2 separate regions of the Mus musculus genome follow, and region 2 is linked to region 1. Evidence: chromatin loops called from intact Hi-C (ENCODE). Cell type or tissue: left cerebral cortex. All regions are shown on one strand.

Region 1 (8,000 bases):
TTTGTATATAATTGTTTGTGTATATGTATATGTGTGTGTGTGTATTGCAATAATAGACTTTTGTCCATTTTTTTGCTTAAATTTCTGAGTTATTATGCCCCAAACCAGAGTTTCTTCTACCATGTTGTTAAATAGCTTTCTTAGAAAAATCATTTCTGTTTTACACATAACACCCTCAGCTATACCTGAATTAACAAAAGTTCTGGGAAAACTAAAGAGCCAGCCTAATATTTAAAGTCAGGCATTTGTAATCCAAATTTAGCTCTCTTTTTATAAGATAATAGAATATGCACATATATTTTTCATACATTTTTAAAAAAATAGACTTCTTTGAGAAGTGATAAAATGTAAGAGGGATGAAAATTGATCTGAGTTTATACACCAAGCTTAAGATATGAAATCCATATAGAAATAAGTCTGACAAGTACAACTTGCTAAGCTTTATTTCAAGTACTAGGAGGGTTCAGAAAGCAAGAAAGCAAGGTTATACAACTAATATGAAAGACTTATATGTAATGTTATGGAAAAAATAAGGTTGACTAATTAAAATAGGTCACATTAATTGTTAACTTTGTCTTTTCCATTGTAGTTGCATCCTCATACTTTCTCTTCTAGATGGGGAACAGATAGTATTGATTGAGTGAATATGGTACAGGCACTAATCGTGAACAGTGAAACAAAGTCAATTTGCAGGAAGCATTCCTGATACCTGATTATGGAGTCAGTTATCATAGAAGTAAGCTCATGACTTTTTTTGAATAGCTAAAATAATTTTAGGTGACTTAGTAGTAGATGGTTTTGTCCAGTGTAATTAAAAGTATTTACAAAACTCAAGTACCTGGGATAGGGTTCATAATAATATCAAGGGTGTTTGTATTTTGCTGCTTTTCTAGGCAGAGTAATATTTGCACCTGTATCATATCGTATCAAAATAAACACAATTCCCATGCCTTCAAAGTGATGAACAACAAGGCAAAAAGCAAGAAAAAGAGCAGCAGCAGAAATCACACTTCTATTTCTCAGTGTGGTATTTTCTTACTGCTGGCATAGCTGATGCTGCAGGCAAAGCAAAGCCTATTACAAATGCACACAAACTCATTTCCCACACAAATAATACTTTCCTTAATTTCACAGAATTGAAGGAATAAATCATACTATGTTTGATCCAGTACAACACCAGACAAAGAAATGTTACCTCCTTAAACATCAGGTCAGATCACCCAACAGAGAAAAGGGACACTGCACAGAAATACATTTTTACAGCTTATAATTTCCCTTATATAATTATGAAAGTAATGTCACTGTTAGACTTATCACAGAGACTTATAATTCTTATTTCATACTGTTTTATCAGTTGAAGGAAACTCAATGAGAGAACAAAGTTTGCTATTGTAACTTCATTCACTCTGAAAGGAAATGGGTTCTGTAAGGAGAGAATTATATAACTCAGAAGACTATACATAGCAATAACACAGATAAATATCAGGATATTTAATTTTATTTCTAAAAAGTCTCTCTCTCTCTCTCTGTGTGTGTGTGTGTGTTTGTGTGTGTGTTGTGTTGTGTGTGTGTGTGTGTGTGTGTGTGTGTGTGTGTGTGCTTATGCTCATGTGTATACAAGTTCCTGTAAAGGCTTCAAAGGGTGTTAAATTCTCTGGAGCAAGTACAGTTATGAACTCCTTGACATGGGTTTTAGAAACCATACCTATCTGCAAGAGCTGTACATGCACTCAGGCTTGAGACACCTCTCAAACCATGTGGGAGAATTACTGGTAACATGATTATTGAAGCTGATATCCAGAACCAAGTTCTCACTGGAGACCTGAGATATTGTACACTTTAAAAATAAAGAGTCTAAAACCAACACACTAATTACCAGCCCCTGCCAAGTCTAAAGGCACTAGGTTCTGGAATATTTGTGTGCAAGTTTGTTTGTTTGTTCATTATTAATCATTTTATTCATTTACATTTCAAATATACCCCCTTCCCTGTTACCCCTCCACAACCTCTTCGTCCCATCCCGCTAAACCCCGCCCCTTTGCCTCTCTGAGGGTGCTCCTCCATCCATTCACACACTCCTGTCTCACACCCCCTAGCGTCCCCCTACGCTGGGACATCAGCCTTCCTTCCCCCCCATTGATGTCAGATAAGGCCATATTCTGCTACATATGTATCTAGAGTCCTGGCTCCCTCCATGTATACTCTTTGGTGGTTTAGTCTCTGGGAGTTCTGGGTGGTCCAGTTAGTTGGTATTGTTCTTCTTATGGGATAGCAATCTCCTTCAGCTCCTTCAGTCTTTCCCCTTGTTGTTCCATTGGGGTCTACAGGCTCATTTCAATGGTTGGCTATGAGTATCTGTATTTGTATTGCTCAGGTGTTGGTAGAACCACTCAGGGAACACCCAAGTTAAGCTCCTATCAGCAAGTGCTTCTTGGCATCAGCAATAGTGTGGGGGCTTGGTGTCTGCAAATAGGATGGGTTCTTAGGTGGGTCAGTTTCTGGATGGCCTTTCCTCCTGTCTCTGTTCTATTTTTTTGTCCCTGTCTTTCCTTTGGACAGAAACATTTCTAGGTTAAAAATTTTGAGATGTGTTGGTGCCCCCATTCCTCACCTGGGTACCATGCCTATCTACAGGAGGTGGTCTCTACATGTTGTATCACCCCTTTTGTATATTTTGGCTAAAGTCACTGCCATTGACTCCCGGGAGCCTTCTGATTCCCTGGAGTCTGGGACTTTCTAGTGGCTACCCCAGTTGGGCAAAGTTCAACATTCTCAGTAACAAAACAGTGATCAGCTTAACTCAAGTTTACAGATTCAAACAGGATTTGTATTAGAAACATCATTAAGACACACCCAGAAATAGATGTCTGATCAGTTGACTGGGCATCAAACAGCTTACTCATTTTGTCATATAAAATTAACCATTATTTGAGGTTAAATGTCTGCCTTTGCAAAGCCACATAAGCCGTTTCAATCCTTTGTAACTGAAAGAGACCAAGAGAGAGAGAGAGAGAGAGAGAGAGAGAGAGAGAGAGAGAGAGAGAGAGAGAGCGCGAAATGGTTCCAAATATTGACAGATTTCTACCTTAACATACATTGAAATTGTTCAGATCTATTTAATTTATTCTTTCCTTGCTCTTCTGAAGTGGCCAATGAAATCATTTTTTCAGAATGAAAAGGTGAGGAAAAGAGTTGTTGGAAGTTTGATGGTAGATGAAAGGGACTTATTTGTTGTAAGAGTGGAAAAGAAAAAAGAAACGAGAGAAACAGAATTGAGTGATATTACAGCTTAGTGGAGGATATTGATAGTGTGGCTAAATGGGTTCATTTGATTAAATGTGTTTGCTCTTTCAGAAATGCTAAAGGAGAGATCAAAAAAGATTGTTGTATTGTATTATCCAGGATCACTGTTTTGCTTTGTGATGCAGCTAAAGAACAAAATAACAAAAGGATATAAGATGCAAACAACACATGGAGGAACATAACTATGGTATATTAACAGATCTATGACCAGACAGTTGATAAAATAGTGATCAATGTAAGGACTTTATGATTTTAGTGGACATAAGTGCCACATGAAGTTGTCAAAAGTGAAGAAAGCTAGTCACAAAGATAAATGTGGTATTCATAGTTCTTTTTTTTTCAAGTGGAAAATTATAAAACTGAGCTCCTGAATTGACAAAATGGATCATAAATGTATGTGTTGATTTACCCCGTCAAATAAAGTTTCTATTATGGAAAAATATACTAATTTACTAGAATATTAACCAATCTGAGAGCATTTTTTAAGTGATAATATGTCTGCTCTATGGGTGCTCAACCGTTTAGCATCACGGCGTAGTGCTGTCTTCTGTAAATGCATTATGTGGGAATGCAGGCTATCTTTGGGCTACAGAATGAAAATGCCTGTTAAAGGAAAATGATCAATTTGACAGGTTTCTTTAACAATTCTTAGCACTGAAAAGTTTAGGAATTTCATTATTTCCCCTTAGATTTTGTTTCTAAGATCAAAAGAGATGCAGGGTAGAGGTAGATTAGACATAGGTATGGGTCATGTAGCTCATAAGTGAGTTCGGAATTTGAGCCTCTATCCTCTCAGTCCAAATCACTGTCCTTTTGCTATAGCAACATGAGATACGGCTAAACATTCAGCAGAAGCACAAAATAAAAAAAAATCACAATTCATGTTCAGGATTTGAGAAGCTAAGTCAAGATTTATGCTAGTGCTTGTCTCTACCAGCTGTCTTTAAATCAGGAGGCTAAACACAGGAAACAGTTTGTGTGGATTTTCCATTTTGGTTACTTGAAACATATTGCAATAAGTTTCTGAACCTCAGTTAAAAACAGTTTAGTTTGTGGCAAAGACTAACTGTTCCCTGGGGGAATAAAACTAAACAAGTAGTAGACATTTCTTCAGTTTTCAATCAACTTTGATACACATTTAAAACATAGTTAAAACAACAGCGAAACTGGAAACAGGGTGGCACAAATACAAGGAGAGAGGCGGGGCTACTTTGCCATCAACTGTGGGAGCAGATGGAGATTCCTGTAACTAGGAGAAATCAGAGCCAGCAAGAGAAATGAAAAGCTAGTGTGTGAGCTGAGCTCCAATGAAGAACAAGGGAGATTGCTGAGATCCACCAGCATGGAGCAAGACTTTAGAGATAAGCCATGGCTGTAACAGACTCTGACAGATTTATACCACAGAGGCAGAGAAAGATGCCAAGCATAGCTATTGAATGAGTGCTGTAGGACACTTGCTTGTTTTACATTTTTCAAGCTAAGATTCGTTTCCCCCTGGTACTCAATGGATGATGTTCAATGCAGAATCTATTTTAGTTGTTTGCTACACAAACAGAGTATCAGTTGATGAAAATTGCCCTTTGGACTCCTTTTCGCTGTGCACGTTTCCCAAATAATTGAAGCAATTATTTCATTGTGCTTGGATCTTTTCACATATGTCCAGTGTTAAAATTTACTGAAAATTAGCTCAAAAGTAAAAATAACTATTTATCGGAAGAGTGTCTGAGATAATGTTTATTCTTTATTCTTATAAGCCTGTATTCAATAAGTTGAAATGACTGACATCAAACTGGTATAAAAGAATGAAGACATCATCATATAATCAGGACCATACCCACTATTGTCACTAGGCAAACTCCTTCCTGGAGAGAAGTATAATACTCATATTCCACCCTGTTGTGAACTTTTTAAATATTCAATTTTCTCATAAAATACATACAGATAACAATCACATATGGACATCATATAATTAGACTTCACTAATTTTTCAAATAATTTGGATAACATTTGTGATGAAGTCTCTTTTAACCCTACCTACTATGTAATTAAAACTTTTATCCACACTGTGAATGCACAAAAAAATGATCAAAATACTTGTAATGTCTTGCTATAGTAGCTATTGTCTCTTCTTTTTTATGCAATCTATTTTATTTACTTTTATTTCTATTGACAATATACTCTTCTTTTATAGAATATATCCTGTCCACAGTAATGCTTCCCTCCACTTCATACACCTTCCCTGACCTCCCTTCTCTCTCAGATCCACTCCCCCTCCTTTTCCTCTTCAGAAAAGAACAGGCCTCCAAGAGGGAACAGGCAATCTTGACAGACCAAGACTCAATAGGATTTATTCCTTTATAGTAATTAGCTTAGAGTTAACTAAGACATAGCACAATTTTATATTTGTCAGCTGATAGATAATCAAATTTGAACATTGTTCAGGCCAAGAGAGGGAAAGAATATTTATCTCAAATCGCTCACATTGATTTTGTTTCTCTCGAAGAATTATTCTTTCTTATGTAAGTGCAAATCACACTAGAACAGCAAGTTAGCATTTCTATGAGTTGTCTTTTTTTCCTTTATTGGGTTGTTTACAAATAACAACATTTTATCTTCCTTTACAGAGATCAAATGAGATAATCTATTGCATTCTGAATTTGTTGTTTTTATGTGTGTCTAAATGTATATGAAAATATTCTCAATGTTGTGTCCATACTTTTATCAAATCTTGTCACAAATGGCAGACTGCTTTTTTTATGGTTAAACTATTTTTTTCAAGTTTACCCATATAATTTCCAGTTCATAAATACAATTAAGCATGTATCTCAATCTGTCATCAACCATAAAAAGAACCTTACCTTTAAATAAATTATAATCTTATTATAAAAGTACTATTTAAATAGCAAGTCATAGCAGCCTTATTTATAATAGCCAGAAGCTGGAAAGAACCCAGATGCCCCTCAACAGAGGAATGGATACAGAAAATGTGGTACATCTACACAATGGAGTACTACTCAGCTATTAAAAAGAATGAATTTATGAAATTCCTAGCCAAATGGATGGACCTGGAGGGCATCATCCTGAGTGAGGTAACACATTCACAAAGAAACTCACACAGTATGTACTCACTGATAAGTGGATATTAGCCCAAAACCTAGGATACCCAAGATATAAGATATAATTTGCTAAACACATGAAACTCAAGAAGAATGAAGACTGAAGTGTGGACACTATGCCCCTCCTTAGATTTGGGAACAAAACACCCATGGAAGGAGTTACAGAGACAAAGTTTGGAGCTGAGATGAAAGGATGGACCATGTAGAGACTGCCATATCCAGGGATCCACCCCATAATCAGCATCCAAACGCTGACACCATTGCATACACTAGCAAGATTTTATTGAAAGGACCCAGATGTAGCTGTCTCTTGTGAGACTATGCTGGGGCCTAGCAAACACAGAAGTGGATGCTCACAGTCAGCTAATGGATGGATCATAGGGCTCCCAATGGAGGAGCTAGAGAAAGTACCCAAGGAGCTAAAGGGATCTGCAACCCTATAGGTGGAACAACATTATGAACTAACCAGTACCCCGGAGCTCTTGACTCTAGCTGCATATATATCAAAAGATGGCCTAGTCGGCCATCACTGGAAAGAGTGGCCCATTGGACTTGCAAACTTTATATGCCCCAGTACACGGAACACCAGGGCCAAAAAGGGGGAGTGGGGGTGGGTGGATATGGGGGACTTTTGGTATAGCATTGGAAATGTAAATGAGCTAAATACCTAATAAAAAATGGAAAAAAAATAAATAGCAAGTGATACAATATGTAGACAGTAAAGCTAATGAGAAAACCGATCTATAAAATATGTCAGTGACATAAATTATGCACAAAGTATAAACATTTAAGATAATATGTATCTGTTTAGAAAATTTACTAGAATAAATAATTTCTTGTTTAATGTAAATTTCGTTTAATTTAGAGGGATACTGATAATACAATAATATCCTTTTTTGTCTAAGTTGTTTTATTTGCAGGATCATGTTCGTGAAATTTTCAGGCCCTGATAAAAAAGAACTTTGAACTACTTTAGAGAATAATTATAATTTTGACATCACCCATTGAAATAAAATTTTATTAAATTAAATTTGATAATTTAATTCCTTAAATAGTAAGTAATAATTTTTAAAATTAAAATTTAGTATTTTTTTATAAATGGCAACTGCATGTGATAATATACTTTAGATATTACAATAGCAGCCACACAACTAAGTCCCTTCCTAGTATGAGTATTTACTCCTTTGAGATGTATATCTTCTGTAATAACAGTTATTAAATGATCACTTATGATGATAGTCATTTATAACTTTAAGTTTATAAGCAAACAATACATGGGGATAAAAAAAACAATCCACAATTTTATGATGTTTAAGTTCTAGAAAGGGAGATATCACAGGTAAACCATGTAGCCTACTACTTTATGGGAAGAAAGGTATAATAATGGAAAACTGATGAAAGGATATGATGAGATAAAATCGTTTTAAGTGCAATAGGAAAGAAATCCCTCACCCAAGATGAATGTATGAGGGATTATCTGAAGAAAATGAAAATTAAGCCAAATAAGAAAGAGGGGAAATGATAATGTTCAATAGAATGTGAAGAGTCCATACTCTCTTGGACATCTTCTATCTGGTGTGA
Region 2 (8,000 bases), 1.5 Mb after region 1:
AAAGGAGTGTTGATACAAACAAAGAGAGCTGGTGGTTAGAAGTACAAATAAATACAATTGTATGTGTGTGTGTATGTATGTAGTATGTATGTATGTAGTATGTATGTATGTATGTATGTATGTATGTATGTATGTAATGAACATAGAAGCAAACTTCCTGGAAGAACTGAGAGGCATGAAGGGAAGGCAAGGCAAAAATAGAAGACAGTGGGACATGGGAGATTAATAATACATTGTTAAAGTGTATTGGATAGCAATGGAGATGTCCTTATGTGCAATGTTCAATGCATACATGACAATACCAAGAGAGAGGTAAAGACAGAGGTGACAGGGCCCAGCATTGTCAGGAGCATCATCTGGCAGTGAGATGCCACGGACAGCGCATGTCCCTTCCCTGTCCTCCCCTCATCTTTGCCCTCCCATTGTCTCGACCCCTTCCATCTTCTATTTCTGTTCTACTATTATTTTCTCCTGCTCAAAGCTCCTCTCCTGCTGCATAAAAAAAAATCTGTTCGTTCCACTCTGTTTATTTTGAAGCCAATTTTATCCCCTACCTAGCAGGAGGTAAGAACAGCCATTCTCTTCTCAGGCTGATGAGGACAGTAGACGATACCGACTGATCCAGATCAAGTGTCTGCTGCACTGTCAGTCCAAGACAGGTGTGTTCCTGCCTGTGCTCAGTTCCTGGTCTCCCAATAAGACATGGACCACACCAGAGCCCGAGTTTCCAGGTTCCTTCTAACGTACTCTCTAGAATCATATCTTCTAATTCCTGGCCCTACACAGAAGGCAATGTGTGACTTTGTCTTGTCCCCAGGAAAAAAAATCCATTCTGTCCAAGTAGACAGGAATCCTGTAAAACTCATCAGAGACAGTGCCAGTTATTTGAAGCGGAAGACATCAATATCCACAGTTATCAATGGTTTTTAAGTTGTCTTGAGTCTCATGAAAGAGAGAGAATCAGGTCGTCAATCCTGAGAAGTTTGCAGACATCATTACTCAGGGTAAAGAAAATGTATCCAGTTATAGCAGAGGAGCTGTGGGGATTGCTGCTGATCACCAACACCTCCTCTGCAAGAACAGAGCTGGACCACATTTGCTTCCTCTGCAAATAAATACTGCTCTAAAAACAGCTTTAAATTGCAGATTGTTTATCTAGCATGCACAAAACCCTGAATTCAATTCCAAACACTATATATCTATATATTTATATAGATATATATGTATGTCTATACATATATAGATAGATAGATATGTATGTATAAAACAACTTTATCAGAATACAAAAGTCCTTATATTTAATGTGCATAATTTGATATGTTCCTTACTAGTGCACTCAAAGTAATAGATTTTATCACCCCCCCCCCCAAAAAAAAAGTTCTGTCTCCTTTGTGAGATTCAGTTTCACTTTGGTAGAGAAGTTTAGGCTAGTTGGTTTGTGTGTGTGTGTGTGTGTATGTGTGTGTGTGTGTGTGTGTGTGTGTGTGTGTGTATTCGTTTGTTGTTGTTTTTAACAAAATTTCAATCGTTCAATTTTACCAATAACGACTCAGAAGCCAGATGCTGACCTCCCTCCTCAGCCAGTGTCCCAGTTCTCCTTCTCCTTCTCCAATCCGTCTCAAAAGTCCTTCAAGCCAAATGTCCCTCCCTTCTACTTCCTGTGCATCTCTATCCTTCCTCCTCACTTCCTCTCACTCTCTGTGCTTTTCTTTCCTACTTTCACTCCCTGTCAACTCGGTGCTTGCTCCGCCTCTTGACCTTTGCTTGGCTTTATTTATTCCTATTTACAATGAACTGAAAGCTCTTGGATTAAAGGTGTGTGCTAGGGCTGAACCACAGCACAACTAGAAACAGATTTTTTTTTCAGCAAACAGCACAGTCTCAGAGTTCACAGTGTGACCAAATATCCTGCAATAGTCATGCACATGTGCACCCGTGTGTGTGTGTGTGTGTGTGTGTGTGTGTGTGTGTGTGTGTGTGTTTTAATACCAAGGCCATTTAACATTAGATATATTCAACAAATATCCACCAACATATAATAGAAAAAGAAAACAGATAAACAGATACAAATATTGATAATACATGGGTGATGGGCGGATTGCACAATTGATATACATACGATGTAGATCAGGCTTTAACACGAAAGCAGTCTTGCCACTCGTCGCAATGGAGAAGATTATGCTAAGTGAAATCAATCAGTCATGTGTGGGAAAACTATAGGATTCCACTTACAAAAGGTTCCCAAAGTAACCGAATTCATGAATCTGACGGTAATTAAGGGAGGGAGAAGAGGAAAGTTGTTCAGTTGGCATGAGGTTAGCCATGCAGAACGAGGCAGCTATAGAGCATTGCGGTCCAGCCTGTTGCCAGCAGTGAACAACGCCGCATCATTCATTTAAACATTCCTTTCTATCGACCGCACTCTGGCCAGCCGAATGTGGAAGATAGATAGACTTCTGATGAAGAATTGGCTCGTGCAATTGTGGAAGCTGGGATGTCCCACAAGCTGCTGTCTGCAAGCTGAAGTGCCGGAAACTGATGGCGTTAAGTCCACACGTGGGTTGGGCTACAGTTAATGAGGAGGGGGCAGGGAAGGGGGATGCACCTTCCTCTCCCCACCCCCCGCTATTCCTATTACACAGTCCTTCATTGAGTTAGACAAAAATCACATTGGAGAAGACGATGACCTTTCCTGAACCTACTGCCAACTCTTGTCCAAACTCACCCTCACAGACACAGGCAAAAATCGTGCTGAACTCCAGTCCTGCAGCCCCGTCAGGTTGGAGCATGGCCCTGAGCAAGTGTCCCCTCACAGAGCTCAGTCTACTGCATGTAGATAATGAGATGCCTATCTGTCCTCTTCCCAGCCTCCTTGATCTCTCTCTCTCTCTCTCTCTCTCTCTCTGTCTCTCTCTCTCTCTCTCCCTCTCTCTCTCTCTCTCTCTCCCTCTCTCTCTCTGTGTGTGTGTGTGTGTGTTTAAATCATGGACTCTTTGGTTCATAACATGTTGTAAACAATTTCCTAAGAATAAATATGAATTCATCTGAGGAATTCTGTAGTCTCATTAACTACTTTTTGCCTTTTCTCTTTTTGAAAATTCATCTTTAATTGAAAGAGAGTTGCATCACCCCCTCTTTTCTTCCCTCCAGCCCCTCCAACACCTTCTTCCAACACACCCCATACTCCCTTTCTCAAGTCGACACCCTCTTTCTCTTTGATTATTGCTATTACATACACACATATATAGGTATGTGTGTCCACACATGAATATATAGATAGAACCTGTTGAGTCATTTTTTTGTTTGTGTGTTTATGGCTATGTGCTTTCAGAGCTGACCACTCTACACTGGACAGCCAATAAACTAGGTTCCTTCCTGGGACAGGCTAATAAAGAATCTATAACATGATAAAAAATAATTTGTTGCTGTTGTTGTTGTTGTTGTTGTCGTTGTTGTTTCTTCCGTAACTCACTTTTTTCTTTGCCGTCCTCATTTCTTGTTTGTAACTAGTACACAAGTAAAGGGTTTCCTTCGCTTGCCAACACTTCGTTTTACCTGATTGTCCTTCTCCCTTGGTCCCATCCCCCATTCCCTTGCCCCATTCACTTTGATTTCTTAAAACTACAGCGTTTGGCTGAAAATCCTCTCACCTAACCTTATTTCCTTCCAAAAATCAGGATGCCCTGTTCCCACTGATCTCCTTGCTCATCACCCTGTCTTTGGAATGGTTGTCCCCTAAACTAGTCACAAAAGACCTTGTGAAGCTGGACCTCTTCTGCCCCCTGGTGGTCATAGCCAGCATCTGTCTGAATCCTTCTAACTCTTAAGCCCTGTCGTTTTCCAAATCAAAGCTGAAGGATCACCATTTTGAAGTGGAACAACAATATGAACCAACCAGTACCCCCTTGAGCTCCCAGGGACTAAACCAACAACCAAAGAGGGACTCAAAGCTCCAGCCGCATATATAGCAGAGGATGGCCTTGTGGGACATCAACGAGAGGAGAGGCCCTTGGTCCTGTGAAGGCTCGATGCCCCAGTGTAGGGGAATGCCAGGACAGTGAATCAGGAGTGGGTGGGTTACTGAGCAAGGGAAGGGAAGGTGGGATAGGGTGTTGTTGTTGTTGTTTTGTTTTGTTTTGTTTTGTTTTGTTTTGTTTTGTTTTTTGGAGGGGAAATGAGGAAAGGGGATAACATTTGAAATGTAAATAAAGAAAAGATCTAATAATAAACAAACAAACAAACAAAGTGGAGACAAGCCAGACAGACCTCTCTGTAGCCTTTCTCATATAATCCTGTTCCTTCTTTCTTCTTCTATCTTTCATTTCTTCAGCTTTCCCATTCCCTTGTCAATGCTTTGGGCACACACACACACACACACACACACACACACACACACACACTGAAGTTTCTATCCTCACTACTCAAAGTTATCAGTTTAGTCTTGTTGATAAACCGGCCGAGGCACTGCCTGAAGCCTGTGATTTTATGGGACTCAGGAAATGACACCCGAATTCTATCTTCCTGTCTCGTAAACTCTCTTCCATGGCTATTGACAGTTCTTAGTTTATTAAATAAAGATATACTGAGCCTGTTTAGTGTAACAAGCACATTGCCAGGCACCAAGATGCTTCAGTGAACAAAATGCAGGGCCAATACTTTTATTCCACAATTAAGGCTTCCTTTACATGCAAATGTGTGTAGATTTACATAAACACTGAATTATTCATGTATGCTTTCAGATTTCTCTGTGTCGGTCTCACTTTGGTAGGCATAGAGGAGGAGCTGTTTAAGAAACAGGGCTAGCCCCTTTCTGGCTCTCCTATGATCAAAACATAAAAGCTCTCATAGTAGCATAATTTGATAGAGAATGTACCTACTTTGAAGCCACACAGACACGGGTTTAAACGTTGGCTCTGTTATTCACAAGCTCTGTGACCTTGAGCCAGATCATTAACCTCTCTGAATTTCTCTGCTTTCATCTGCAGAAACAGAGAAATCGATATCAATTTATCTGGATTGTAGAGAGATCACATGTGCAGCCCCTGTGCAGAATCTGGCACAGAAAGAGTCTCTGCAAATGTTAGCCTCCTTGTAATTCCCAGAGCAGCCAGGTTTGTGGCCAGAGACCGACCCGGGAGCCAGAGTGATGCTAATAACCCGGGCACCGAATGGCAGGAGTTGCAGTAATGAGGGATGGAGATTTTTGATTTCACAATTAGAGTTGTTTCCACGATGAGCAAAATTGCCAGACCTCATTTGTGGCCTGATCATACCTACTCCACTAGTGAGCACAGCCTGGTTTGGCTGCTCAGGGTGCCAAACACAGCAGCTCACTTCTCCCAGGGCTCTGGAAGCTGCTAGGGGCATTGGGTTTTCACACATGGGCTTGAACAAAGGCTTGGCTAAGGAGTTGTCAGACTCTGGAGAGTTGGAGAGAGAGAGAGAGAGAGAGAGAGAGAGAGAGAGAGAGAGAGAGAGAGAGAGGGAGAGGGAGAGGGAGAGGGAGAGAGAGAGAGAGAGAGAGAGAAAGCAGGCACTAAAGGAAGGAAAAAACCCTACCCTGTGTCATTTTCCATGTCTGATGTCATTCTGTGTCATTTTATTTACTGCCTCTAGGAAATCAATTAAAACAGCGCTAATTTATGGGTCTTAATGAACAAGGTATTATGCAAACTGTTTGTAAGCATGGCAGGCTTCTGGAGCTAGAGAACGCTCAAAAGCACAGTCACCTGATGCGACATTCTCTTGCTGCCATCTTCCCTGCCAGATGCCGCAATGGCATGGGAATGAGCAGGGCACCCTCATAACTGGAGCTCGGGATGGGGTCTGTGTACCAGGTGGGATTCGAGAATCCATGATGTGGGCAGACAATGAAGGGTGCAATCTTCTAATGGGGACTCCTCTAATATATAAAGTAAATCTTATTGTGGATTCTTTCAGTAAACATTATTTCTTGGGCTCTTAGGGACAAGAGAGATAGAGAGGAGCAAGCTACATATAGGGTGTGTGTGTGTGTGTGTGTGTGTGTGTGTGTGTGTGTTACAGAGAGAGAGAGAGAGAGAGAGAGAAAACACATGGGTACATACACACACACACACACACACACACACACACACACACACACACACACACACACCAAATGTCTAACCAAAGCTTCACTTGAGTATTTTAAGTTGACAGGCAAGAGACAGACTTAAGGCACCACTTGCTTCTCTGTTGCTCCCTCAGACAATCTCGTACCAGATGGCAACACATTGCCTTAAAAGTTACCTTATCCCAGCTTGGAGCCTAGCTCTGGCTTGTAGTAGACATAGCCCCAGCATTTGTTTAAAAAAAAAAAAAGGATTCAATTTAGAAGTGGGGCCATTGTTTTAACAGTCCTTGGGTACAAATGAGTATGACAATAAATTATGACTCGGTGACATCATAACACGGTAGCAAAATAAAACTGGCTAGACAGGGTTGGCCCTGCTGGAAGAGATGCCAGTAACTCTGCTGCTCCCTGCTATCTGTAATATTCAATCCATTTTTACTCCCAGGAGAGACTGGACCATCATGGAGAAACTGAGGCAATACCACAATCTCATGCCTTTTTTTTTCTGTGTGTTTGTTTTGGTTTTGGGAGTCAGGGTCTCACTCTATAATCCAGGGTAGTCCAGAACTGTATATAGCCCATGTGACTACAAACACTTGGCAATCCCCCTGCCTCGGCCTCCCGAGCACTGTGATTACAAGCATGAGCTGCCCGTACCCAAGTCCCTCTCATGATTTCTTACCAATATACATTGCCTCTGCTCAGAGTTAGCCTTGAGCTCTGGAAAAAATGGGCCAGACTGCTGAGAGGCAACTGTCTGGGTTCCCCATCCAGCTTAGCTCAGCCACTCACAGGATATGGCACTGAGCACAATGATTGAGCTCATGTCTCAGGACAAGAAAAGGGAGGCATATCCTACGGCCTTCCCCAACGCCTCTTTGAGAGATGGGATGCAAAGAAGGAACTATGTGCATCTACACTTCACCTGCGTTTAGTACCAGCGTTATCCCAGCATCAGGATGGCTAAAAGTCCCGTATGATAAAAAGAGGTGAAAAAATGCCAAGAAGAAAAAAAATCAGCTCATGAAGAATGTTCCCTAGCTCCGGCCACCTCAGGCAAGGCCTGGCGGGGAGTGGTAATTACCGTAATTAAAACCAAGTTTCAGTGTCTCTGCGAAGCAGGTAGGACAGAGCCACTCGTCAGAATTTCAGTCTTGTGAGAAAGCGGTGCTGTAATAGGCCATAAAATTGTTCTAACCTTCCTTCCCTAAGCTGTCACATGTGGCCAGATCGATGGCTCCCTGGCACCTGCTGTGGTAGTAATTCCTGCTTGCTTTCAGCAGCCCCTGTGGGCTGCTGCAGTCCACAGCCAAGAACAGCTCCGGGGACTGATAAAGAGACATGACTGCTAGAGGCACGAGCAAGGCTGAACTGAGGGCAGGGGGATGGAGGGCAAGGCAGTGGGCCTGGGGCAAGGGACAGAATCGAGGTGGACAAAGAAAATCGGGCTGGCTGGGACATGAGCCACTCCTCCTTCAGTATCTCTCTGACCCCGGAAAGAGAAATAACAACAGAAAGCATGTTAATAGCAGCGAGATATGGAAGCAATCCTTTCTCTTCACCACTTTGCACAGGGCCTGGGTGACACCATAACCTGATTTGTGTTCTCTGTACTCCCTGGTATTTGGCGCCCAGGTCTCTTCTTTCGTTTTCTCTCCAACCTTTTAAAGTATAGTAACTGCTCGCGCCTTTCTGAAGCATGTGTTGGAGACAAAGAACACAGGAATATGTCATTTCCCATAAAGGCCAGAAAGGGTGTTGTGACCAGCGAAGTGCTAAAATGACATTTGCACTTAGGTGACAAACCGGCCCATTCCATTCCAGGTAAAAGCCTGGGCTTTTTTCCAGTTACTATAAAACACCAGAAAGTCAAGGCTGCCCTCCTCAGGCCACTTTGGGAATGACA

Evidence for each region. Peaks named below come from ENCODE experiments on the same cell type or tissue, not always from the same donor. Only the 100,000 strongest peaks of a DNase experiment are listed, where the experiment ranks them.
Region 2: it touches region 1 in a loop (7-fold over the local background); 2 of 42 quality-filtered maps call a loop at or near these places.

The regions. Positions count from the first base shown.
Region 1 is chr5:79,296,779-79,304,778 of GRCm38, reverse strand. No RefSeq gene overlaps it. Among named protein-coding and RNA genes, the nearest start is that of Gm25756, 520 kb to the right of the region's middle. In left cerebral cortex, no CTCF peak of the experiment used is centred here; DNase peaks (open chromatin) are centred at 4,323 and 4,467.
Region 2 is chr5:77,803,716-77,811,715 of GRCm38, reverse strand. No RefSeq gene overlaps it. Among named protein-coding and RNA genes, the nearest start is that of Gm34912, 130 kb to the left of the region's middle. In left cerebral cortex, CTCF peaks have their summits at 3,783 (motif pointing left) and 7,973 (motif pointing left); DNase peaks (open chromatin) are centred at 6,198, 7,352, 7,540, 7,946 and 3 more places; H3K4me3 peaks cover 587 bases.